3 separate regions of the Homo sapiens genome follow, and regions 2 and 3 are each linked to region 1. A link is a loop called in an ENCODE intact Hi-C map of the cell type or tissue named here. Cell type or tissue: ascending aorta. All regions are shown on one strand. Each heading gives the region's core, and the rest is flanking DNA. Links, peaks and the distances in the headings are about the cores only.

Region 1 (8,157 bases), core at 1,749-6,748:
AGCAAAGCCAGAACTATCAAATGTCCTTCAACAGGTTACACTGATTCATGTATATGATGAAATCCTGCTCAGCAATATAAGAAATAAGCTATTGATACACAAAACAAATGGATCTCAAAGAAATTAGGCTGAGAAAACAGCCAATCTCAAAAACTTATATCCTGTGAGATTTCATTTACATGACACTATTGAAATAATTTAGAGATGGAGAACAGATGGGTGGTTACTAGGAGTTAGGGATAGCAGGAAGAAAGGGGAGTGGCTATAATGGGCTAGCACAAGAGAGCCTTTTGGTGCTAGAACCACTCCATATTTTAATTATGGTAGTGATTATTACAAATCTGAATGAGTTCCGTGGACTGTACTCATGTCTATTCCTGATTTTTATATTAAAATATAGTTATGCAAGATGTTACCATGAGGCAAAACTAAGTGAAAGATACATGGAACTTCCCTGCACATTTTTTGCCACTCCTTAAAAATTCATGATTATTTCAAAATAAAAGTTTGAAAAAAAAAATACCAGGAGCTTTGGTACCATCTTGGGTTCATGTTCTGGCTCTACCACTACTTTGGATAAGTTAGTTGGCCTATCTGGACCTTTGTTTCTTCATGTTTAAAATAAGGAAAATAATATTTGCTGGCAGCTTAGCGAAACTTAAGAAGAGAAAAAGAAAAATAACAACAGATCTCATCTCAGATAAATGGGACCAGATGGCAAGGTATTTTTCAAGAATAGTATCATATATGACACTGCTTGTATAATTAAGTTACACAATCCCCTTACAACTTTTCACAGTCCATTGATAAATGTGACTTTTCTTTTTGTAGACAATATTAGGTTTATACTTAAAAGCACTGTTATTAGAACAATAGCCATGTCACCATGCAGACCGGAATATTGAGGACAAGTAAACTTCTGATAGTCCGTAATCTGATGAAACACACCTCAAAAGGTTAAAAAAACATTCTACAAGGATAAGTGATTTGACCTGGAATTCGATACGGTTCATTTCCACATCAAGATCAAACAGATTAATTAGCTGCTTTTTAACCAAATAAATACTGGTTGCTTTAGAGAGCAGACAGTGGGGAAAAAAAAAAAAAAAAAACTTCAAAACTCAGCACTAGCCACTTTTCTCTGTAGATCCCTTTCATGGTTAGGTTTTCCAGGTTCAATTAGCAAAGGATACATACAAAGAAACGTTGAAGATCTTGGCTAGCAACTTGACACCCTCAGGCCTACCTGGTTCCTTCTTGCAACGCAACGGAAATTCCTGTGCCAGTCACTTGCTGGCTGCAGATCCCTGCCAGCCCATGTGAAAGCGGCTGCCAGCCTTCAGGCAGCAACCTGCCTGGCTATGTCTTGCGCACACTTCCTCTTGCCTCCATCCAAGACCAGAGGGAATGGCCACTTGGAGCCGATGGCTAATGGTGGGAACAACAGCAACTCGGAGCCAGATTTTGTCAAATTGTATTTGAGAAAAAGGAGAGAGGACAGGATGCCAAACAAATGACAGCCTTAGTTCTATTGCTCAAAACAATTTTATTTGTTTATGCAATTGATGATGGCAAAACACATGAGATTAATAAAAACTTTTTTTAATAAGGCAAAGAGACTTGTGAGGCTTTGTGAGGGCTCTGAAGTTTCATTTAAACAAAGAGTCTCCTGAAAATCTGTAATGCAGAAATTATCTCATTACCATCACACAAAAGAATGATCACCCCCCACTGACATGGCCTCCTACTCGCAGTTGTATTTGAAGAATACATTTACCAAAACCATTTAGAAAAAGAGTCTCTGGGCAATTTTTTTTCTTTTTCCAGTATAAGTTGAGGAAAAAAGCATATAGTTACATATACAGCTCTTCTGCCACTGCAACGGATTAACAGATAAGGCTGTTTCTCCCCTTCTAGTCCCGGACCAAGTACAAATCCAGCCTACAACAGTAACAACAAAATACCATAAATGATGTGGGTAACTTTCTAATTCCACCAAGGCATGGTTCAAGAAAATCAGAGCCTCTTTAAAGGAAATCAAGTGACTTTACTGAAAATGGAAATAGGCCTATTACATATTTAATATCCCATCCTCTCCATTCACTCCTATTTTGCTCTCTTTTCTTACAAAATTGTTTGCCCTGGGCAGAGGCTTCTGTTGACTGAGTTAGAGGCGAGCAATAGGAGAAAATGGCTTCCAGGAAAGGGGAAAACACTGGAAAACCTGGCCAATGTAAATGATTTCCAAAATCTGTTTGTAATCACAAGTCCACCTACCTACTAGACTTGAGGCTATGCAGGAAAGTCAGTGCTGAACCAGGAATGAGGTCAGTATGACAGACCTGAATCTGCCTTGGTTCTGTTCCATAATCTAGGCTGAACAATCCAGAAAACAAATGCAAGTGAATTGTGTAGACAACTGACACACCAGGAACTAAGGGTTACACCATATACCAAAACTCATCCAACAATCAGATTGGGATGCCACAGCTGTAAAGAGAATCAGGGAATCAAACTGCTTTCCTATCTCCAAAGAAGAATCCTCCACGAGAGGGACTTACTGAAGCTTAAACAAAGAAAACTGAGAAAGATTTTCCACTATCTAAGTCAGACAGTCTCCACATTCTCCCTATGACTTTGGCTGGGTATTTGAGGATCATCTTTGACTAAGTTCTCTTGGTAATTTTCCATATCCAGTTTCTGTAACTTAAAAACTTAACCATACTTTAAAATGCTAAGGGCTCTTCCTTTCAAAGCTTCCCTCCATCTCCAATCCTACTGCCGCCCCCCAGTGACCTCACACCTAGACTAATGAAACCACCTGGGCTGTTCTCTGTGGTTTCCAGCTCTGACCTACAAACACATAGAGTACATCACCAGCCCCCGACTTGTCCCACCAGCACCCCACTTGTTCCCACGCAGGGTGGGAAGCCATTACAGCAGCTCCTGGAGAGATCACGAAGGCTCAAAAGCAGGAGACAGATTAAAGTTATAAAACTTTTATTCCCAGGCACCTTGAAAGTTATCATAATGACCTAACACCGTGACCCTACCAAAGGTAAAATTCCCTCACCTATAAAATTAAGGTTGTAGATTTCATCAGTGGTTTCTCAATTAAGTATGCGGGAGTGTGGAATGGTCAGGGGAAGAGTTTCCAGGGCCACTACTAAAAGAAAGATGAGCAGCTGGGCTCCGGCCTCTCTGCCCTCAGTCAGCTCCACCTGCACGTTTTGTACAGTGGGCTTTCAGGTGGGAGTAACTGAAGACAAAGTTCTACGATCACTTCTTAGAAGAAACCATAGCCTGGGCACGGTGGCTCATGACTGTAATCCCAGCACTTTGGGAGGCGGAGGACGGCGGATCACGAGGTCAGGACCATCCTGGCCAACATGGTGAAACCCCGTCTCTACTAAAAATACAAAAATTAGCTGGGCATGGTGGCACGCACCTGTAGTCCCAGCTACTCGGGAGGCTGAGGCAGGAGAATGGCTTGAACCCAGAAGGTGGAGGTTGCAGTGCACCAAGATTGCAACATTGCACTCCAGCCTGGTGACAGAGCAAGACTCTGTCTCAAAAAAAAAGAAACCATTAACGGTCTCGATCAGATTACAATTAAAGTCCCATCTCACTCTAAAATTCTGTGATACTATGACTTTTGGGGGGCCTATTAGAAGACAGTAACAAGGAGCTGTCCTGGATGCCTTCAAATAAGCAAACTCAAAAAATATTCAGTAGTGGCTGAAACAAGCGCTTATCGAGCATCAAGCGGGAAGCTGACAGCACTGAAGGGAAAACTAGGCCACAGGATTTGCTCCTGAGCAGTTTCTCAGAGTCCTTTTCTCCAGTTCCTACCAAGTTGAGGGAACTTTTTCCACCAAGACACAAACTCTAGTCTTTTGGTTTAGGTTTTTGTTTCTTTACTACCTGTCTGCAGGATAGGGCTAAGAGCTCACATCGCCACCAACCTGTGCAACAGTGTGGCTGTGAAGGCTGCAGTCCAGTCTGGCCTCCTCAAAGCATCCTCTCAGATGTTTGAGACAGACTGGGGCTTACCCCAGAAGGTAACTCCTGCTGATAAGAAATCCTTCCTAGGGCCAAACAAATCACTGTTTGACTCTTGAGGCATTCTTCACTCCTGTTTTTCTTCCTCCTCCTTCCTTCCTATAAGAAAGGTGTCTTTTAAGTATATCTACCAGGAAACCTGAATAGTTAGGCGCTTTCCCCTCTGAATTTGTTCCGTATCCCGCTGGTGATTCATGCCCCCAGCCTGCTCCTTCCTCAGTACACTGAGGTGGCTCTGTTCTGCTCAGTTGTGGGAGGCCACGTCAGCAGGAAACAGCACTGGCTGCCAGGTCACATTCAAGACAGTCTGGAGCAAGGCAGCGTGCAGCACATGCAGGACAGAGGCCGCCTCTGTGGTTTCTCCCAAGTGCAGGGAGCACTCGGCTTGGAAAAAAAGGCTGGCCTCTGAGCACTACAGCAACACCAGCTCAGGGGAGACACAGAATACTATCTTTGAGACTTTCCCCGTTTTTCAATGTTCCCCAGATATTCCCAGCTCTAGAGTTATTATTTTCTCTTCTTCTCCTTTTCTTAGAGGGCTTACTGTACTGTATCCAAATTCACATTTGGAAAAGGCTGCCACAAGCCAAATCAAACTTCATCGTGGCTTTCTGGCTCCCAAGCCCGACAGAGGAAATTCTGCACACCCCATCAACCAATCTCAGCGGTCCCGACACCCATGAGTCAGGATGGAAAACCTGACCCAGGGGCCGACACAGAAAAGTGGTCACTACAGGCCTTTTTCCTTCTAAACACATACGGTAAACACAGTAAACAAAGAAGCCATGCCAGATGTCATCATAATACCTCACAGGATGGATTCACGACAAGCAGCAAATGAATTGTTCTGTGCAAAGAGACAATGACAATACCACATTTCACGTAGCTGGCCCAGTGAGTCCAAAATCAATCCTCATGTAAACCAACATGATTAAGGGGAAAGAGCTGAAATAGCAGGGCTCCTAGGCACCTGGATTCCTAAGCATTTAATTTGTTGCAAATTTCAAACAGGGGTCCCGTGAAAAGAAGAAGTGTGATTTTTTTCAGAAACTTTGTAAGTTGAGCACGTTCCCCTCTGCTATCAGGGGAAGGGCTCTTAAAAGACAGCCCCAATGTCAAAACCTTCTCTCCAAAAATACCAGGTTTGAAGAAAAAAAAAAAAAAAAGCCCTTCCCATGGAGAATGTGAGTGGCAGAAACAGGAGAAAAAACAGGAAACAGGAGGTGAAGACAGGGAGTAGTTGAGGACATGAAGGGTACGGAGAATGGGCAATGGATGGAGAACGGACAGGAAGCAATGCAACACACCCGTGGAAACACAGCAAAGGCAGTCTGATTCTGATCCTGATTCTGACAATTTTGCCAGGCACTGCGCTACTACTTAGAAGGCGTTAAGTACCCCATACATACACACAGAAACCCAAATGCAAAAGGAGTGGGGAGTGAAGGGGTGAGGCTTCTAAGAGAGGTCTACAGCAATATGGGCATGAAGAGTGAGCCAGTAAAGGGAGAAAACCACACAGAGCCAGGAGGCCACCTATGGCTGCAAAACCAGCGATTTTTGTGAAGAGGAATTGGCAGCCAAAACAAACCGAAATGTTATATAGGTACTTAGAGAGTTGGTGATGTAAAAGGTATTCCTTTTTATTTCCAGTCATTTGTGAACATGAAGAAGCCTGACAGACCCTCTAAAGTGAGCGGCCAATTCATCAAACCTGGTGATCAGACAGGGACTGAGTATCCACAAGTGGATATCACCAGCTCCTCTACTGATGGGGAGAATGAAAATATTAGATTCTGCTACCTTTTAACTTACTGAAAACCAGAGAAATACAGTAAGCCCTCACATAACGTCATCCACAGGTTCCTGGAAGCTGCAACTTTGAGTGAAATAACGCATAACCGTTTTTCCCCTCATCAATGCTGTAACAAATCCACATCGAAGGAAACAACGCAACTCAAGGACCTGTTATATGTTTCACTTACAGTTTCCAAGAACCTATCCACAACATTACATGAGGACTTAGGGTATTTCAAGTTTAATTAGCTACCGCAGGTTTTAAATAAATATACATTTTCATGGAAGAAAAATCACCTACTAATCTAGGATAACATTTTAAAAGCATTTCCAAAATTAAAACTACCAAATCTCAAATACTTCTTGTACATCTGGAATAAATTTAAATTAGTTATTATGCAAGTGAAGTATCTAGAGGTAGATGGGCTAGATCCAAAGGTAATATATCTCTCTTGGTTAACACTGTAGGAAAAAAAAAGAGGTTGGGGGAGTGGGGAGTGGAGTCGGGGAGACGGTAAGTAAAGAAAGCTAAATAGTTTCCATATAAAGTTAGAAGCACATTTAGATTGCTGAACTGGGTTATGTAGTTTTTAATAGGATAATGCTACAACAGCAAACACGTGAACAATGGAAACCTTAAAATTATTTAAAACCCAAAGTGTAGACTTTACCAAAAGGTTAGACAAAGCAGAACACACGGAAGTGGTAGCACTGGCAAATATACACTCACACATACAGAGTGTGTGTGTCTGTATGAGTACACACAAATATGCATACATATGCACACACAAAAAATAAATAAGGCTTTCCGCATAATGAGACAAACTAACAAAGAATATCACAAGATTATGACTTGTATGTAAGTCCTCCAGGGCATATTTAGAAGCAATGATGTTTAAACAAATTAGTCATATTTCTACAACTAAGGAGATTGAATAGAAAGCTATCTCAATTTTTTCATACACACAAAATGATTATGCAAACACAAACTTAGAAAAAAAACCTATGTAGATTTGTTATTTTTTAAAAAATACCTAGATGAGAAAAATAAAGAGTAGTGTATTTTATGGATTATTTGAAACTTGAAGGATAAACACTTGAGCGGATGGACACCCCATTCTCGATGATGTGCTTATTTCACATTGCATGCCTGTATCAAAACATCTCAGGTACCCCATAAATATATACACTTACTATGTACCCACAAACTTTTTTTAAATAAAAAATTATAAGCATATTTCACCGATTCCAAGTACCTTTTTCACATTTTCACATCTCCTGAAAAAGGAAGTCAACTTAATCGGTGGTGTTATCTCTTTTGTAGAGACATTTAAAAAAAAAGAATGATGCATTTAAAAACCAATGGCATAGATTTGACAAAATGACACCAAATAATCCTAAAAAACCAACTGGAAAAGGACAACTATGTGTAATGCCCCATAGATGAGAGACAAGCAGAAAGGCCATCCCATCTAGCTCAGCAGATAAGAGGTGTACGCATGGGGGATGGGGAGTCAAGACACACACACATCCTTTAGCTGAGGCAGTACACCTAAAATGAAAAGGTACCACTTCTCTGTTTTAGAGTTTTTTCATTCACAAATAATTCAAAACCTTAAATATTAGACATAAAAGTTAAATCTACAATTTTTTTTGAAGTGCAACGTAAACTAAATACTTATGACAATACTATCTTTAAAAATATTCTGGGACCCAATAATTGTATCTAAATCTCTGAAGGTGAGGCCCAAGCATCAGTATTTTTTAAAAATCTCTAGCTATTCAAACATGCAGCCAAGTTTAACAACCAGTGAGAGAAAGCACCCGACATGGCTGGGCGTGGTGGCTCACACCTGTAATCCCAGCACTTTTGGAGGCCAAGGTGGGTGGATCACAAGGTCAGGAGTTCGAGACCAGCCTGGCCAATATGGTGAAACCCTGTCTCTACTAAAAATACAAAAATTAGCTGGGCACGGTGACGGGCACCTGAAGTCCCAGCTACTCGAGAGGCTGAGGCTCGAGAATCGCTTGAACCTGGGAAGCGGAGGTTGCAGTGAGCTGAGATCATGCCACTGTACTCCAGCCTGGGTGACAGAGCAAGACTCTGTCTCAAAAAAAAAAAAAAAAAAAAAAAAAAAAAACACCCAACATACAAAAGGTATACACAAGCTTTTTTAAAGTAGCAATTATTAAAACAAGAGAAATCACACTGGATTAATTTTCTTTCCTGTTGTTACTAGTCAAGAGTAACATATGCTTATAAAATTTTAGAGAAATTTATGTAGGACCTAAAGTAAG
Region 2 (8,157 bases), core at 1,609-6,608, 170 kb before region 1:
CATATACTTAAAAAAAAAAAAACAACAGATAACCCTAAATAAATGAAGGAGCATCTTGAACATCTTGAATAACTGCTTAATTTCCTAGTTTGAATGAACAAAAACAATAGAAACTTACAGGGAAGTGTCCATGTTGCAAATAAAGCATTCTACAATGAAATCTCATCTCTAACATAAAGGCACTACAGAAAATTCTGTAATTGAGACAGGTAATTTACTGTACCTGTGGTTTTTTTGGTTAATAAAATAAAAAAAGGTCCTTTCAGGCACAAGACGATGCTCCAGTTAACGATCACAATTTCTAAGATCCTCCTCCTTACTTAGATTGGCCCAAACTGCCCAGCCTGATCAACCAAGAGTCTACTGCATCCACAGAGGGGTCACTGGCTCTGAAAATACACAGCCTTTCCCAGTAACTCCTGAGCACCTACAGACCCGTCTCTGCAGCTGAGTGTGCCATACAAGGCCCTCTCCAGCTGTATCTTTCTTGCCATGCAGTGGCCTCCAATACCTTCACAAGTACATTCTAGTGATGGTGTTTCTTCACTGATTGCTGCTACTGGTCACAAACCTTTGAATCATTTTGTCCACGTCTGCTTTGCTCATAACAGTGCTTTGGACAAACTGGGAGCTCAATCAATGCTTGCAGGGTGGAAGTGAATGATAAGCACTTGGAACATTGGTTGAATTAATCTATGTATATTACAGTCACTCTAAGTTTCTTGTCAGGCTAGAAATGTATTTTGAATGCCTTCCTAGCCTTATGTGATACTTCAAATTCGTTAAAGTAAAAATAAAACACTCTAGTGGGGTCTCGTATTAGGTTCAACAAGTAAGGAAAAAGTCTAACCGCCCTATGCCACACTCACAGGCATGTAATACTCTTATCAGTAGTTTGTTAGAATATTTCCTACCCATATCCACATTATCTTACTATCTTATCCATGTTCATGCAAAAGAAAACCATAAGCTAACATTGAGTGGATCTTAGCATTCTAACTGGACAGGCCCAGGGCCTTGAGCAATGTGTCTGAAGTTCTCAATTTATTTCACAAAAAACAAAGCAAGCACATTTTTTACGTAAACAAATTTAAGCATCTCCTTCCTTTCAGCAGGTCTCCAAATACCACTAAAACACATTCCAGGTGGTTTTAATTAAAAATAAAATGAACACACCACTAGCCTGACTGTTGCTACGGTGAGCACATTAAAAACAACCACACTGGCCGGGCGCGGTGGCTCACGCCTGTAATCCCAGCACTTTGGGAGGTTGAGGCGGGCAGATCACGAGGTCAGGAGATCCAGACCATCCTGGCTAACACAGTGAAACCACATCTGTACTAAAAATACAAAAACAAAATTAGCCAGGCTTGGTGGCGGGTGCTGGTAGTCCCAGCTACTCAGGGGGCTGAGGAGGGAGAATGGCGTGAACCTGGGAGACGGAGCTCGCAGTGAGCCGAGATCGCGCCACTGCACTCCAGTGTGGGCGACAGAGTGAGATTCCGTCCTCCTGCCCCGCCCCGCCCCCCAAAAAAATCACACCACATTCATCCTCCTCAAAGGAACCCCTTCCCCACCCACCTCCTAGAGCCAGGAAGCACCTTTCCCAATGGAAGGGAGTGAGAGTTCTAACAGTCTTTAAGATTGAAAGTTCATTTTATCAAGGGTTCAAGGTGCATTCAGATGCAACTTGGTGGCCGAGTTGGGGGTGTGCAGCAAGTAAAGCCTGACATTTCTCAGTTGCTCCTTGAGTGAACTCACTATGTGGCTGGCATGTCACACACTATGCTTACTTCAACCTTGAGTGTTGAGGTTGAGGAAGATGATTTATTCAAATGCATACACTTGAATAATTACACCCAGCATCCGATCACACTCTATGGGAGCCCTGGTATGTGTCGTATCCATTTCAGGCTGTGGCATGATCTACCTTCTTTCCTCCTCTATTTCTGAACTCAGAGTAAGCAGTGCAAGAAAGGCCCATCCTGCCATGGCGGAAGCTCTCATCCCTTCCAAACCCCGTGTTGGCTCCCCTTTAATGCCTCATTTTTCCTATTTCTTTATTTGGTCTCCTTTCCCCTTTTCTTGTGCTTAGAACTGTAGCCAGTAAAAAAAAAGTCAGTGTTTCTTACTAGGTTAATTTGCTTTAATACAGTAGAAACCAGACTGTTTGTGGCTCAAACGAGAAAAAGACTGGGGAGGGTTCGAAGGGGAGAAATGACTTTTAAGAGAGCCAGAGCACTCACGCTCACTAAAGAATTAGGAGAAGGGGAACTGTGTGACCTTCAAGACATCTTCCTATATTGCTAACATTTAAAAAAATTCTACTTGTGAAAGAAGTAAAAATGGCGCCAGTGCACTCCAGCCTGGGCGACAGAACAAGACTCCATCTCAAAAACAAACAAACAAAACATAAATCTTGGAGTCAGGACCAATTGTTAAAATCAGGAACAACTGCTATATAAACTACAACCCATATAGACAAAGCATGCCGAATTTTCTATCATAACAACTTCCAGGATGTACTACTATGTGCATAAACTTAGGGACACCTAGAAAGATCCAGAGTTGTTAAAACCCTGGAATTCAGTTTTGGAAGCATTGTCTGTAGAGTCTGTAGAGGTAAGAATACAAATATTTGACAGTTAAAAGAATTAAGGCTTATTGATGAATTTTTAGAAGTCATTGAGAATAAAACAAAAACAAGGGAAAGTAGGTTAAAATATTTCAGACATGAGAGAAGTTTTGAATAAAAGAACATATTCATGTATAACATGAAGTTTAATACAAAAGGCATATCTGGGCGGGGTGTGATGGCTCACGCCTGTAATCCCAACACTTTGGGAGGCTGAGGGAGGTGGATCACTTGAGGTCAGGAGTTCGAAACCAGCCTGGCCAACATGGTGAAACACCGTCTCTACTAAAAATACAAAGACATTACCCAGGCGTGGTGGTAGACGCCTGTAATCCCAGCTACTTGGGAGGCTGAGGCAGGAGAATTGCTTGAACCCGGGAGGCAGAGGTTGCAGTGAGTCGAGATCACGCCACTGCACTCCAGCCTGGGTGACAGAACGAGACTCTGTCTCTAATATAAAATAAAATAAAATGCATATCTGGAAAGAAAAAAATTAATGTTCACAAAAGTCACTGCAGTACAAAAAGTGATCTGCAGCTGAGAAGTTAACAAGTGAACTGGAGAAGGCCACTGGCTCCAGTGATCCGATGCCAGCGTGCTGGTCTGTCTACTGCGCCAGGCTCTCCGACGGCTCTGGAGCTTAAGCATTAGAGTAGAGTAAGTCCGTGTTCAAAGGCATAGAAGATTTGGAGAATCTGTTCATAAAACAAGATGGGTCCCAGGTTGCAAATAGCATTTATAAACAAAACATTTTCCTGTTCTTGTTGACAGAAATGGAGTTAAAAAAGAAAAGAGCTAATGCTTTAGAGGACTGAAAGATTCATACGAACTGACAGGAGTGATAAAGTGAATGTTTATCATTGTTTATCAGAAGTTAAATATATCCAAATCATTCCTGTCAGTGAAGTTTTAGAGATGGTAAATGACAACTTTCATATTTTATATGCTGTGTGGCTCCCAGAGATTTTGAGAGATTATAATCTATGGCACGTTCCCGCCTTTAAAAAATCTAATTTAGACTACACAGGATTACTGAGATACGCTGACTTGACTTCGGAAACTTAGTTGTTAATAATTTAAATTCAGCCTTGTTCAAAGTTCCCTACTAAAATATGGCTGCAGTAGAAATGGGTAACATCCTGACACTTTTCAGACCTGTTGTCATCAATGATCTGGTCACACACAGGCAGCAGGGACAGCCATGACTTAGGCCTAATCCTGGCCAGCTACGGCTGCTAGGCCACTTGTGGTGTGTCACACAGAGGAGAGTAAGAGCTTTCAAAGGGGCTGCCAGGGCCTGGGAGTCAGCTGGTCCGCAGGGCTGAGGGAAGAGACTCCTAGCTGCACTCCGCTTCTCTGCGCGTTGGTGGGTCAGGTTCGCAGCACATGAGCAGTCAGGATCAGAACCTCTAAGGTGACACTGGAGTCCCTGTTCTCAGCGGGGTATGGAAAAGATACTTCACCTGAATTAGAGAAACTGGTCAGAGTGAACACCATTGATCATTCTGGAACAGACCTAGCCACTGGGCTACTGACCTCACTGGACATGAACCAATATAACCCCAGCCAGTTCTGGCCTAACTTTCTACTGCCAGTGTCTGTGAGCCAAAAAAAGGGCAGATTTTCAGGGTGCACTGGCTTGTTTCCATTTTGCAACCTTGGGCATGCCCAAATGCTTGTTTCTGCAGCTCAGACCAAGTTCATTCAAGGGCAAGGTTAATCTTTCTTTACTACAATGTGAAGAAATCTTGGAGTACAAACCAACTGTGTGCAGACAAACCTTGAGGTGCTCAATCTGGCGCAGGATGACGCATTGCAAACGTGGGTTGTTTCCTTTCCCAAGCTGAGTGTTCCTCTTCGCACTCAACCTAATTCACAGTTGTTGCTTATCTATCTTCATTCCACACCCAGACCTAGCCTGAGAGCACCAATTCATCACCCTGGGGTAATGTTTTCCAACCAGGGACGAGGGTGTTTTGTCTACCACTTCTGGTCAAAACTGCTCTCCAGGAAAGGACTTGGCTCGCCAGTAAGTCGACTCATATTCACAGCATGCATCAGATCAGCCCTTCCCAAGCCTGGGAAGGGAGAAAGGGCTTTGCCTCTTTCTCCTTTCCAATCATCAAACAAAAATACATTGGGTATTATCCACATTCTAGACACCACTGGATCATCTTACTCTATGTTCCGTCCAGTGTGCCTTGCGCAAACCTGTCCCCTGATGTCATCATAACTCTTACCACAGAGTTCACCTGCCCTAAGCTGGACACCTCATTTATCTGAACCTGGGTAAGTGCCTCTTTCATTTCAAGATTCACATACTAAAGGAAGTCATCACCTTTGGGGGGAAGTCCCAGCCTAGTAACGCTTAGAATACTACATACTCTATGAGCACCTGCCTCCCCTTTGCTTCATCCTCATCCTCACTCACTTTTTAGAAGGGTCATGCATTTTTGGTTTCAAGTCCTAATTAATAATGGGAGTCTAGATATTGTTCTTGTTCCTACAGGGTCCTGCTAAATTCTGAAGAATGGCAATAACCTCCAACTTTTTGCCAGACTATGAAAGGCCCCAAACACAGAAAAAAAGGGGCAAGAGAAGGGAGCTTGGAGAGTATATAAAAAGCACTATGTGGCTACATAGCAGAGAATGATCAACCCCTGAAAACATCTCCAAGATGTGATTATAATCTCCAGGACAAAGACTTTTTCTTTTTCCCCCCACAAGGGAGAAATACTGTTTCCAAATATTCTACTTTTTGTGTGTGTGTGTGAGAGACAAGGTGTCTCACTCTGTTGTTCAGGCTAGAGAGCAGTGGTACAAACAGACCATAGCTCACTGTAGCCTCAAACTGCTGGACTCAAGGGATTCTCCTTCTCAGCCTCCTGAGTAGCTAAGATTATAGGCATGCACCACCACACCTGGCTAAATTTTCAATTTTTTTCTTTTTGGTAGAGATGGGCTGATCTCGAACCCCTGGCCTCAAGCTATCCTTCCACCTGAACTAGGCTTCCCAAAGTGCTGGGATCATAGGTGTGAGCTACCATGTCCAGCTCTGCCATTCTCCAAAATGAAATTTGGAGATAAATTATAAATATAAAATATTTTGAATATTTTAAGGAACATCTTTATTTTTTCTTTTACCCCCTTACTACCTACTTGAATATTTTTCAATTTCTTTCAAATTTGTAGTTAAAAAACAAAAACTGTCTGTTAAAGATTTTAAATACATTTATATTCCCTGCAAACAAACAAACAAACAAAAACTAAAACACTTTGCTGCACTATCATGAGTCACCTGAGGGAACAGAATACACGATCCTGCTTTTCAAGTACAACTGAGGCAGAGACATTAACTGGAGATAAACAGTCTGTTTGGGTTCCCTGCCCTTATCACTAAGGGAGCAGGCAGAGTGATCTCTTCCATCTGCTAGCTGAGAAGATTGGTATTTGAGAGCCACTGAGGCATGTCTCACTGGCTGGCTGAGTAGCACTGGCTATGAGGTATGAGGTCCATCCTGTCACTGTATTTCTGGGTACACATTTGCCCCCACTCTCCCTGTCTCCAGAATACTCAGAAAAGAATCAGGGATGGGAAAAAGAGTTACGTTGTACTTTTAAAGTATATGACCTTATATCTAACAGTCTTAGGTTATAGTACCTAAAAAACTGTATGTGCTATACAAAGATAAAGAAAAAAATATTTGTTAATGGTTTCTCAGGACCAAAAGGAGACAAGAGAAGGCTTATACCACAAGTGGTTACTTTAAACATGTCTAAAAATTCTGTGATTCCCTATCCATTGAGAAACAAAGTCTAAGTCTATGTCCCTTTCCCTTGAATGCGGGTGGTCTTGTGACTCTCTTGTAACCAAAAGGCTGGAGTGGAAATGAAGCCAAGGCTGGGTGTGGAAAGGTGTTACAGCTTCTAACTTTTGCTGGGACACCTGATTTTCGATTCTCACTACCCTGAAGCTGCCACGCTGTGTGGGAACCCCAGGCCATGTGAAGAGCCCCAGATAGGTCCAGTCCAAAGTGAGCACTGATGCTAGACTTGTGAGTGAAAACACTGCCAGAAGATTATTCCAGTCCCCAGCCAATGAGCCCTCCTCGCTGAAACTCTAGATATGATAGAGCACAGAGATGCCACTCCCCAGTGCCCTGTCCAAATCCCTAACCCAGAGTCCACAAGCATAAGAAAGTGATTGTTTGAAGCCTCTAAGTTTTGGGGTAATTTGTTATGCAATATTACACTCATCTATTTTGAAGTCTATATACGTTTATAGCATGAAGTTTTACCCCTCTGAATTTCTGCAAACTTTTATAAATTCCTCCTACACTGTAAACAGCTAGAAGGTGGGGGAATGTAATGTGCATGCTAGCATACAAAATAAATGTCTGGCTGGGCATGGTGGCTCACGCCTGTAATCCCGGCACTTTGGGAGGCCGAGGCGGGTGGATCACCTGAGGTCAGGAGTTTGAGACCAGCCTGGCCAATATGGTGAAACCCCATCTCTACTAAAAAAAATTTATAAAAAATAAATAAATAATAAACATAAAAAAATAAAAATACAAAAATACAATAATTAGCCGGGTGTGGTGGTGCATGCCTGTAATCCCAGCTACTCAGGAGGCTGAGGCAGGAGAATTGCTTGCACCCGGGAGGCAGACGCTGTAGTGAGCCGAGACTGTGCCACTGCACTCCAGCCTGGGCAACAGAGCAAGACCCTGTCTCAAAACAAAACAAAACAAAACAAAAACAAAAGCAAAATAAATGTGTAACATATGATGGGTCCTATTTTCTACATGCACTTAGTACATGCCTTTTCTTTCAAAGCCATCCACCAAAGTAAGGACCTCTCTGAATAATTTTAAAAGTTATTTTTGTATAAGCTAAAAATAGAACCAGACTCCTAGACGATAAAGATCAACCAAAATTGCCAATCAACAGCTATGCAGTTACTTCATCTTACAGAATCACATTTTAGATTGAAATAAGACTTTTAATAATGCTATCCCAAACTTAGAGAACTCTTGGGAGATTTTTAAATCCAGACACGCAATGGTCTCTAGGGGACAGTTTAGGTATGACATAGCCTAAAACCACAGGAGTCAACAAAGAAAAGAACATTTCAAAGGACTTCCTCATGTAACCAGCTTTCCACCTCTCTCTCTGGGTATCTGTTTACAAACATACAAGAGTTCCAGTGAAGAAACAAATTTACAGATGGTCTACCTACTTGAAAACTGGCAGCTAAGTATATAAAAAGTATTTGATTAAGATCATAAAATGCAACTAATATTTAGAGTATGTTTAAAAATATATTTGTTGTGTTGATTTGTAAAAGTGTGTAGTTGAAAGACTGAAAACAACAACAAAAGAACTTTTTCAAGTTAATTTTTCTTCTTTACTAACTTAGTATCCTCATAAAGCTTTCCTCAGTACTTGGGAAGATGAATCCTCTAAATGGGCTGGTTTCCCATTAAGGAACACAACTCATGGCTCATTCTATACATGTAACT
Region 3 (8,157 bases), core at 1,609-6,608, 110 kb before region 1:
AAAAATAAAATAAATAAAAAGAATTAGCCAGGTGGGGTGGCACATGTCTGTAGTTCCAGCTGCTCAGAAGTCTGAGACAGGAGGATTGTTTGAGCCAAGGAGGTTGAGGCTGCAGTGAGCTGTGATAGCGCCACTGCACTCCAGCCTGGGTAACAGAGCAAGACCCTGTCTCTCCCCCAACCCATAAAAGAAAAGAAAATGAAGAAATGACACAGAAAACAGGCATGGAAGCACTGCAGAGTCAGGCAGATCAGGAAATCCTACTGATTCTATGATGCATGTATGTTTACTACCTAAAAGATCATCTTTCTTCAGAGGAATGCTAATGCAATAGCAACTTACCTAACTTACTCTAAACAGTCCTCATGCGTAATGTTGTAGATGATGTTGAGACCACTATACCCAGAGATTAAACTCTATAGGGAATAGTACTTCCCAGACATGAAATTCTTCAATGAAATGAAGATATAGTTTTCAAATTGAAAACTGTCTACAAGTACATTGGAGCCATCTTCCCATGGATGATAGTGTAAGTAGTAAATAATACGAATGCTGTCAGTGTGTCAAAAAAAAAAAAAAAAAAAAAAAAACACTTGATAGCTGAATAATTAAGGCACCCATAACCATTTTTCACTTAAGTAACACATCATTTTTAACAAAGCTTTCAAGAGATGCTGGTATATTACAGAGTTCCTTGGAGCAACATTCCAACAAAAGATAAATCTTCCTGAAAGACTAAATATGAATTTTTTAAAAATGTGCTTGGCAAGACACTTAAATAGTTTTGAGGAACTCAGTGAACCTAAAATATGGCAGTTTCTCCATCCCTCCTGGTTTGAAAGATCGTACTGTTCCATACAATAATTTGTGTCTTTTCAAATAAAAAGGAAAAAAGGTCAATGGAAGTTCACCATGTGAATTAAGAGAAGCAGTAATAAATGCATTTATGAAAAAAAATTTTTAACTGTTGTAGACCTAGTTCTTCCCACTCACTTCCTCATGTTGCTTTCATGAGGTAATTCTAATAAGTCTAGAAAGCAAGAGTTGATTATTTCACAGAAATGCCATATATATATATATATATTTATATATATTGCTTTTTATTACATACCAAGGGGATATGAGAGTGAATTTGGTTTTAAGAGGACTTGAAATAAGCATGACATCTTCATTTAAAACAAGCTGCTTTTGACAAAGGCATACTAACCCAGCAATAAAGGAAAAGTGCTGCCCTCTCTCCCAACTTTCTAGTGCTTTTTTTTTTTTTTTTTTTTTTTTTTTTGAGTCGGTCTCACTCTGTCATCTAGGCGAAAGGGCAGTGGCATGATCAACACTCACTGCAGTTTTGACCTCCTGGCTTCAAACAATGCTCCCATCTCAGCTTCCCAAGTAGCTGGGATTACAGGCATGCCCACCACATCCAGCTAATTTTTTTTGTCAGAGATGGGGTCTTGCTATGCTGTCCAGGCTGGTCTTGAACTCCTGGGCTCAAGCAATCCTCTCGCCTTGGCCTCACAAAGTGATCCTCCCATGCCTGGCATCTTGTGCTTAATTTTTAACTTAAAACAAAAAATAAAAAAAAAAATTCTCAATTTCCAGTTTTTAAGCACATCAAAACTCTAAAATATCATTTTAACAACTTCAAGTCATATTCAAAAAAACCTAATACCTCCGTATAGTGTACTGCTACTCCTTGCAAAGTTCTACTTAAGACTTCACTTTTATTTTGTTTATCACATTAATGCATGCTGGCAGTGGATGCTCTAATCCAGCACAAGAGGTAGACAAAAGCATCAGGAAACTCCAAATAGGAAAAGAGTAGGAGATGTATTCACATGGAGATTTGTTCCAAGTGGATCTGCCAGCAGAAGGGCACATGGACCACAACAGGGCAAAAAGGCTTTCCCCGTCTCCACCCAACCCCTCTGGGAAATGTTAACCTAGTAGGAGGAATAGAATATACAATAATGGAACCATGAAACCTCTCTTATTTTCTGCCCATTTTTTTCCCAAATTATCTTTATTCCACAGTCTATCCAATCATCCCTGCCCACTGTGTGCTCCTTTCATTCCACTTGTTTTCCTGTTCTTACCACTTCCTTTTATTTCAATGTGCCATTCCTCTGAAGCCCTTCTCATTTCTTTCCAGTCTCGTTATTTTCCAGTCTTCCTGAACCATCACAATTCTCTTTTATGCTTGGAGCAAATCATCCCCACCATGACCTGGTCTTTTCTGGCCTTTTCTGAGAATAACACCTACATGGAAAGTCCCCTTCTTCTGATGCAGCTGGAAAGAAGCAGTTACAATCTGGAATGGGGAAGGGAATGGCAAGGGGAAGAGTTTTTTAAAAAGCAAATTCAGAGAAAAATGAGGAAATGTTATAGTCAACTATGGGGAGCATTTCACTTATTACTTTGTAAATTGCATGCACTGAGCTATTATGTGGGTACAACAGTAATGGCAAAACCCACAATTATTTGTGCACCAGCCTAATAGAATCACTGTTGTTTCCCAGGGACCTTTCCCACATCACACTTGTGTTATCTACTCAATTCCTAGAATTTCAAAGTCTCACTACAGCACCAAAAACTGAAATACGGTAATAGCGTCTGCTACACTGTGTGTCTGGTTGAGCAAATTAAATTTAAAATAAAAGCCACAGCTGACCATGGCAGAAAGCATGAAGAATAATGAACATATTTGTAGTATAGACTATAATTATCACATTACAATACTGATCATACAAAACCAGAAGTTCAACACCCTGCCTCTTGACACTGCAGTTTATGTAAAGATCCTAGAGCTCCATTCCACAGAAGGAGAAGCAATGACAAAATCGATGTTGACATAGCAGCAGGAAATTTGCCAAAATTCCATCACAAATGCTGAGACTCTTTCAGATAAGGTATTAACAGAAATGGTTTCCACCTCGACATACCTGGTAGTCAGCCTCCATGATGCCTCGCCACCCCCATGATCTACTTAAACCTAGTGCTGACCCCTTCCGCAATGTAGCAGGGCAGGTCTATGCAGCCCACAGAATGCGGAAGACATGGTGTACAAGTTGCCAGGTGTAAGGAAAGGTTGTGAAAGACTTGGAAATTTAGTGGGTTACCCAGTTAGTTTATCCATCTAGCTTAACTAATTGCCCTAATGCAAGGAATGTGGGTGGGAGAAAAATAAATATAGAGAAGTTGTTGTTTGCCCATCGCCTCCAGCTAATGTCCCCTGAAATCTCCCCCTTTTAGCAAAGTAACTTAGAGTGGTTAATTTGCTGAGTGGGTTCAAACAGAATCAAGCAGGCCTGTCAGACCCCATTCTGTGGGCTCACACAGAGAATTCAACCAGAGAGGTGACAGGGAAAAAGCACGGAGAGAGGACTGCATTTTATTCTTGCCCAGAATTCAGCAGGTTGTTTGTGGGTTGGCAATAGTCCGAGAACCTTTTTTGGGGAGTGGATGCCCCTCTGAACTCTCCCCTATCTCAAGTCCTTGGCATTCACTATTACTTAACACTGACCCAGCCTGCAGGACGCCTTGCCCAACAGCATTCTGATGGGCATGCTCACAAGCTGAGGTTATAATAAAATGGCCCACAGAAAGCAGTTCTCACAAGGAAAAAATCTCATGGTCTTTCTTCACCAATACCACTACATTTTTAAAGCACTTAGTGTCTGAAATTGTACTAAGAGCTGATGATAGTCCTCTGAAAGAGATGCCATTAATTACCCCTATTTTCTACATACAAGAAAGAAATGAAGCCTTGAAAGATGAACTATCATGCCCAAGGGCACATAGTTCCCAAGTGGCTGAATTGAGACTAAACCAAGATCTGCAAGGTCCCAACTAGTACATATTTTAAATATGCTTCTGAGTATGGCACTTTTGTGATGACGATCTCTAACCCAGTTAAATTCAGAATTCAACTTAGCTAAATGAAAGAAATAACATATAGAAGTTTCAAATCAATAAAATTGAAGGTTACAAATATACCAGAAACAAACCATATCATCACTTATACCTGCTGTTTAAAGGGTTCTTTGGGATGACATTTATTTTACCAACATGGGTTCTGATGTCATCTAAATGCTGTCATGATCAGTTCCCAAGAAAGCAAAAAGGCAGAGAAAATAACATGGGTTTACAGAGTTCAGTACTACATATGGTAAAAACTAATCAAAATTCTGACCTCAAACTTCTGGTGAACATTCATTTCAAAAGAAAACTCAACGAATTATTTTTGCATGCTTTTTGTCTTTATATGCAAGTGAAAAATGTGAAGCTTCAAGTATGATTTAATGGGTTAAGACTTCTTAACTTGACATGACAAAAATATCTCATTTTGCCTGTTGAAAGAATCATGTAGTAAACATCTTTAAAACATTCCAGATTGCAACAAAAATACGAGGGGGAAAGGGCAAAAGGCAAAAGATAGGATAAGTGATGTAACTTAATAAAGACAATTATATACTCTACTAATTAACAATTTGGGCCACCATGGTTTCCTCTTTGTTGAGCTGTAAATTTGCCTTTGCACTAGTAAAATCAACATCCCAGTAAGAGGGAAAAAAATCATCATAAAGGGGTCTTACAGAAAAGTAGTTATTCACAGTTTGATTTCTCCAGCCTTGGGCCTGCAGGATAAGGCCCAAGTCAGAAAGCGCATGTTAATGAGCAGCATGCTCCTTATGAAACAGGCTTCTGTCCCCAGAACTATCTCCATCCCACACATAGACAGTTGCAAGGCGTTCAAGTGCGCTCGGCCCCTAACTAGAGTCACTCAGAGGCCTCTATAACTAAGCAGAGAGATCTGGCAGCCTACGCTTGAAATGGAAGTGGCGATGTTAATTGTCCAGTTTCCTGCCAAGAAGAATGCCTCATGTCTCTTGCATTCTAATCCAGGGGTCCCCACTGTCCTTTGAAAAAATAAAAGTTATTTGGGCTTGTTTGGACTATTTTTACTTTTCAGACTGTAATTGGCAGCCAGATGGATGAATTCCACTGACCTGAGCTCACTTTTAACTTTTCTCATGTTTTCTTGATATTTTTGCAATACTCAGAATTTATATGCAGCTATAGACAGGTGAAAAAACACAGGATTCATCATCACCTATAGACTTGAGAGATAAAGCAATATTAAAAATGTATCTAGAAACAGTACAGTGTTCAAATGCAGTAAGGGAAGCAGATACTCTGGGGGAAAAGAAGAACCCTGCCAACTCCAGCCTTCCAAAACACCTCGTCTGAGCATGCCTAGGATATGTGCTCACAAGACAGAAAAAGCTTACAAGAGAAAGAGGAAATCTGCCACTTGTGAAGTGCAAAAGCCCTACTAAATATCCTACTTTAATCAGAAAACAGAAAAGCACAAGCATTATCTGTTACAGGGAGCCAAGACCAAAGAGATTCCAAAAGAAAATCTGTCTTGACTCCCAACATTCCAGACCTTATTAACATTAAGCACGTCATTCCAGACAAAGGAAACCACTGTCAGCCCTGCGCAGGTGGATGCTGCTATGCCCTCCCAGAGCCCAAGCCATTCAGCAAAAGGATAGACTCCAAGGACCCAAAAATATCCACAGTCTCAGACCCCCAGAGGGAAAAAACGCCATCCCAAACCTTGGTGCGCTGTGACTTCTCATTATGAATAATTACTGTTATTGTGAATACACTTTCTTGCTGCTTTGGGGGAAGTAAAGCTGTAGTCTGATTCTGGTTTCTGAGCAATGATCACAAAATATAAGAATAGTAAGAGAAAAAATGCCAGGGAGGACCACCTGAGAAAGAATTAGAATACAAAGAACCGGTAATAAGGAACACTGCTGGAGTCAGAAAGCAATCTGCGAACTCTGAAAGACAAATGCACAAGAATAATGCCCTCATCACTGGCTTTCGGTATCATAACCAGAACCTGTGAGTCTATGTCGTGGAATGTGATCTAAAATGCAACTGAGTCTTTGGATTGTTAACAATTCCAAAGGTCAAATGCCAAGAGTATGCTGTACGTTCATTTTCTTCCGTATTTGGAATTCTTGCCACTTTGTCCCAATTTTTCCCATATGGCAGTATGACTTCTAGAAGAGTTCACATAAGCTGCTACCTATATGTTAGTCACACAAAAGGAACTCTTCCATCACTAGTATATATTTATCATGATACAGATAGTACAAGGAACATACTTCAACTTAAACCAAGTGTTCCAACTGAATGCCTCCCACCCGCCGCTTTCCCACCCCTGCCATTTAAAATCTTGGTTAAAAATTGCTTGGCACTCAAAGAGCCAGCAGTTCTCAAATGCTACTGTGGCTTATTATTACCTGGAGTGCCTGATGAAACATAGATTGGTGGGCCCCACCTACACAGCCTGTATTCAGTAGGTCTGGGGCAGGTCATAAGGGTACATGTCTCACAAGCTTCTAGATGGTACTGATACTGCTGGTCTGAGCCCATGAGTAGCCAGGACCCAGGTGAGGGCTGGATCCCTGGGAAAGCCTTGTGGAGGGTGACAAGGACCCAGGTCCTCCACTCAAACCACTGGAGTTCTAGTGCTGTCTGCTTTCAGAGTGCGTGTGTGTGTGTGTGTGTGTGTGTGTGTGTGTGTGTGTGTATGAATGCGTGTGATGTGGTAGGGGTGAAGGGATACTGTATTTAAAACTGGTAATCCACACAAGATTGCCTGAAAAGAGAGGCAATGTGCTCATTGATAAGATTTTGAAAATCACTGACTGTAACTCACCTGTTCATTTTACTGAAAGGGAAACCACGGCTTAGTGAAATGACATGTTCTATGTCACACAGTCCAGAACGCCGATTATTTAAAATCTTACAATTCCATTCTGTTTTTAAAATGTAAAAGTCATATATGAAAAAGACATCCTCACTCTTAGGGTAAGCCCCAGGAACAAAGTGAAAGTCAACAATGTCAACTGCACACAGCAAATTTTTATACATAAAAAAGTGTTTGGAGGCCAGGCGCAGTGGCTCACACCTGTAATCCCAGCACTTTGGAAGGCTGAAGTGGGTGGATCACCTGAGGTCAGGAGTTCAAGACCAGCCTGGCCATCATGGCGAAACCCCATCTCCACTAAAAATACAAAAATTAGCCAGGCATGGTGGCAGGTGCCTGTAATCCCAGGAGAATTGCTTATAACCTGGGAGGTGGAGGTCTCAGTGAGCCGAAATTGCGCCACCGCACTCCAGCCTGGGCGACAGAGCCAGATTCTGTCTCAAAAAAAAAAAAAAGTTTGGAAATTGTGACTTTACACTCTTGATTTCCTCTCCCTTCACCATCTGCCCACATATACACACAAACACACACACATACATATTATTGAGACTACTTAGGTCTTTTAAAATTAAACAGTGGATCCTCATCAAAGCTTTTGTTTTTTACTCTAAATTCACCTAATTATTTCTATAACAATATTAGCAGATAACCTAACTGCTTTCTGAGGGGCTATAACTGGCTGAAAATTGAAGGATTTCAGTTAGAAAACTGGATCCTGACTCACTGTATCCCACTCAATAACTTCCTTAAAATATTGTGTGCTTTGGTTTTTTTATCAAGAATAAAATGGAAGAAATGAAGCTTCCTTCTCACTCAATGAAGAGCAACAGAAACTTCTTTAGCTTCTGCAGTGAAAGGCAATGTGACTATTTTAACTGGGTTTTGGCCACAGAACAGGCTCAAGGCCCAGCTCTTGCATAATACTCCGTACACAAGAACAAATTTTTCCATTCCTGTCCTTGAACATCTGTGGACTGGATGCCCAAGCACTGTTCTAAAATGAAATGCTGGGAGAGGAAGAGAAAAGGAAGGCAAAAACTCTTGAAATATTTTCCCTTAACTTATCTGCCATCATAATATGTTGGAGAGACAGGCAGGCTTCACAGAGGAGGTGATAACTGAGCTGGCTCTTGAAGGCCTGAGTTGGAGTTTGCTAGGCAGAGGAACTGGAAGGACAGGCCAAAAAAGGGGAATGAGGCATATTCACAAAATGGGGCAGAACACCGCATGTCTGGTGGGGAAATGTGAAGGGCCACAAGAGGTGAGTATGTGTCATATCATGCAGTTTAGACTTTATTCTCTAGACAGTGGGGAGCACCACAAAGGTTCTCAAGGAAGGAATTAAAATGTTGAGATCTATTTAACTGTAG

What was found. Peaks named below come from ENCODE experiments on the same cell type or tissue, not always from the same donor. Only the 100,000 strongest peaks of a DNase experiment are listed, where the experiment ranks them.
Region 2: it touches region 1 in a loop (2.3-fold over the local background); 6 of 110 quality-filtered maps call a loop at or near these places.
Region 3: a loop joins it to region 1, with 2.1 times the contacts of the local background. A loop is called at or near these places in 4 of 110 quality-filtered maps.

Annotation. Positions count from the first base shown.
Region 1 is chr3:172,149,650-172,157,806 of GRCh38, reverse strand. All of the region lies in intron 3 of FNDC3B (fibronectin type III domain containing 3B), which reads right to left. Among named protein-coding and RNA genes, the nearest start is that of FNDC3B, 110 kb to the right of the region's middle. RefSeq lists enhancers at 4,432-4,521, 4,234-4,528. In ascending aorta, for the core only: no CTCF peak of the experiment used is centred there; DNase peaks (open chromatin) are centred at 3,996, 4,336 and 4,726; H3K4me3 peaks cover 1,634 bases; H3K27ac peaks cover 5,000 bases.
Region 2 is chr3:172,320,771-172,328,927 of GRCh38, reverse strand. The region is part of intron 11 of FNDC3B (fibronectin type III domain containing 3B); the gene reads right to left. Among named protein-coding and RNA genes, the nearest start is that of GHSR, 120 kb to the left of the region's middle. In ascending aorta, for the core only: no CTCF peak of the experiment used is centred there; DNase peaks (open chromatin) are centred at 3,907 and 4,497; H3K27ac peaks cover 4,610 bases.
Region 3 is chr3:172,256,020-172,264,176 of GRCh38, reverse strand. The region is part of intron 6 of FNDC3B (fibronectin type III domain containing 3B); the gene reads right to left. Among named protein-coding and RNA genes, the nearest start is that of GHSR, 190 kb to the left of the region's middle. RefSeq lists a silencer at 7,874-8,069. In ascending aorta, for the core only: no CTCF peak of the experiment used is centred there; DNase peaks (open chromatin) are centred at 3,507, 4,802 and 5,224; H3K4me3 peaks cover 403 bases; H3K27ac peaks cover 5,000 bases.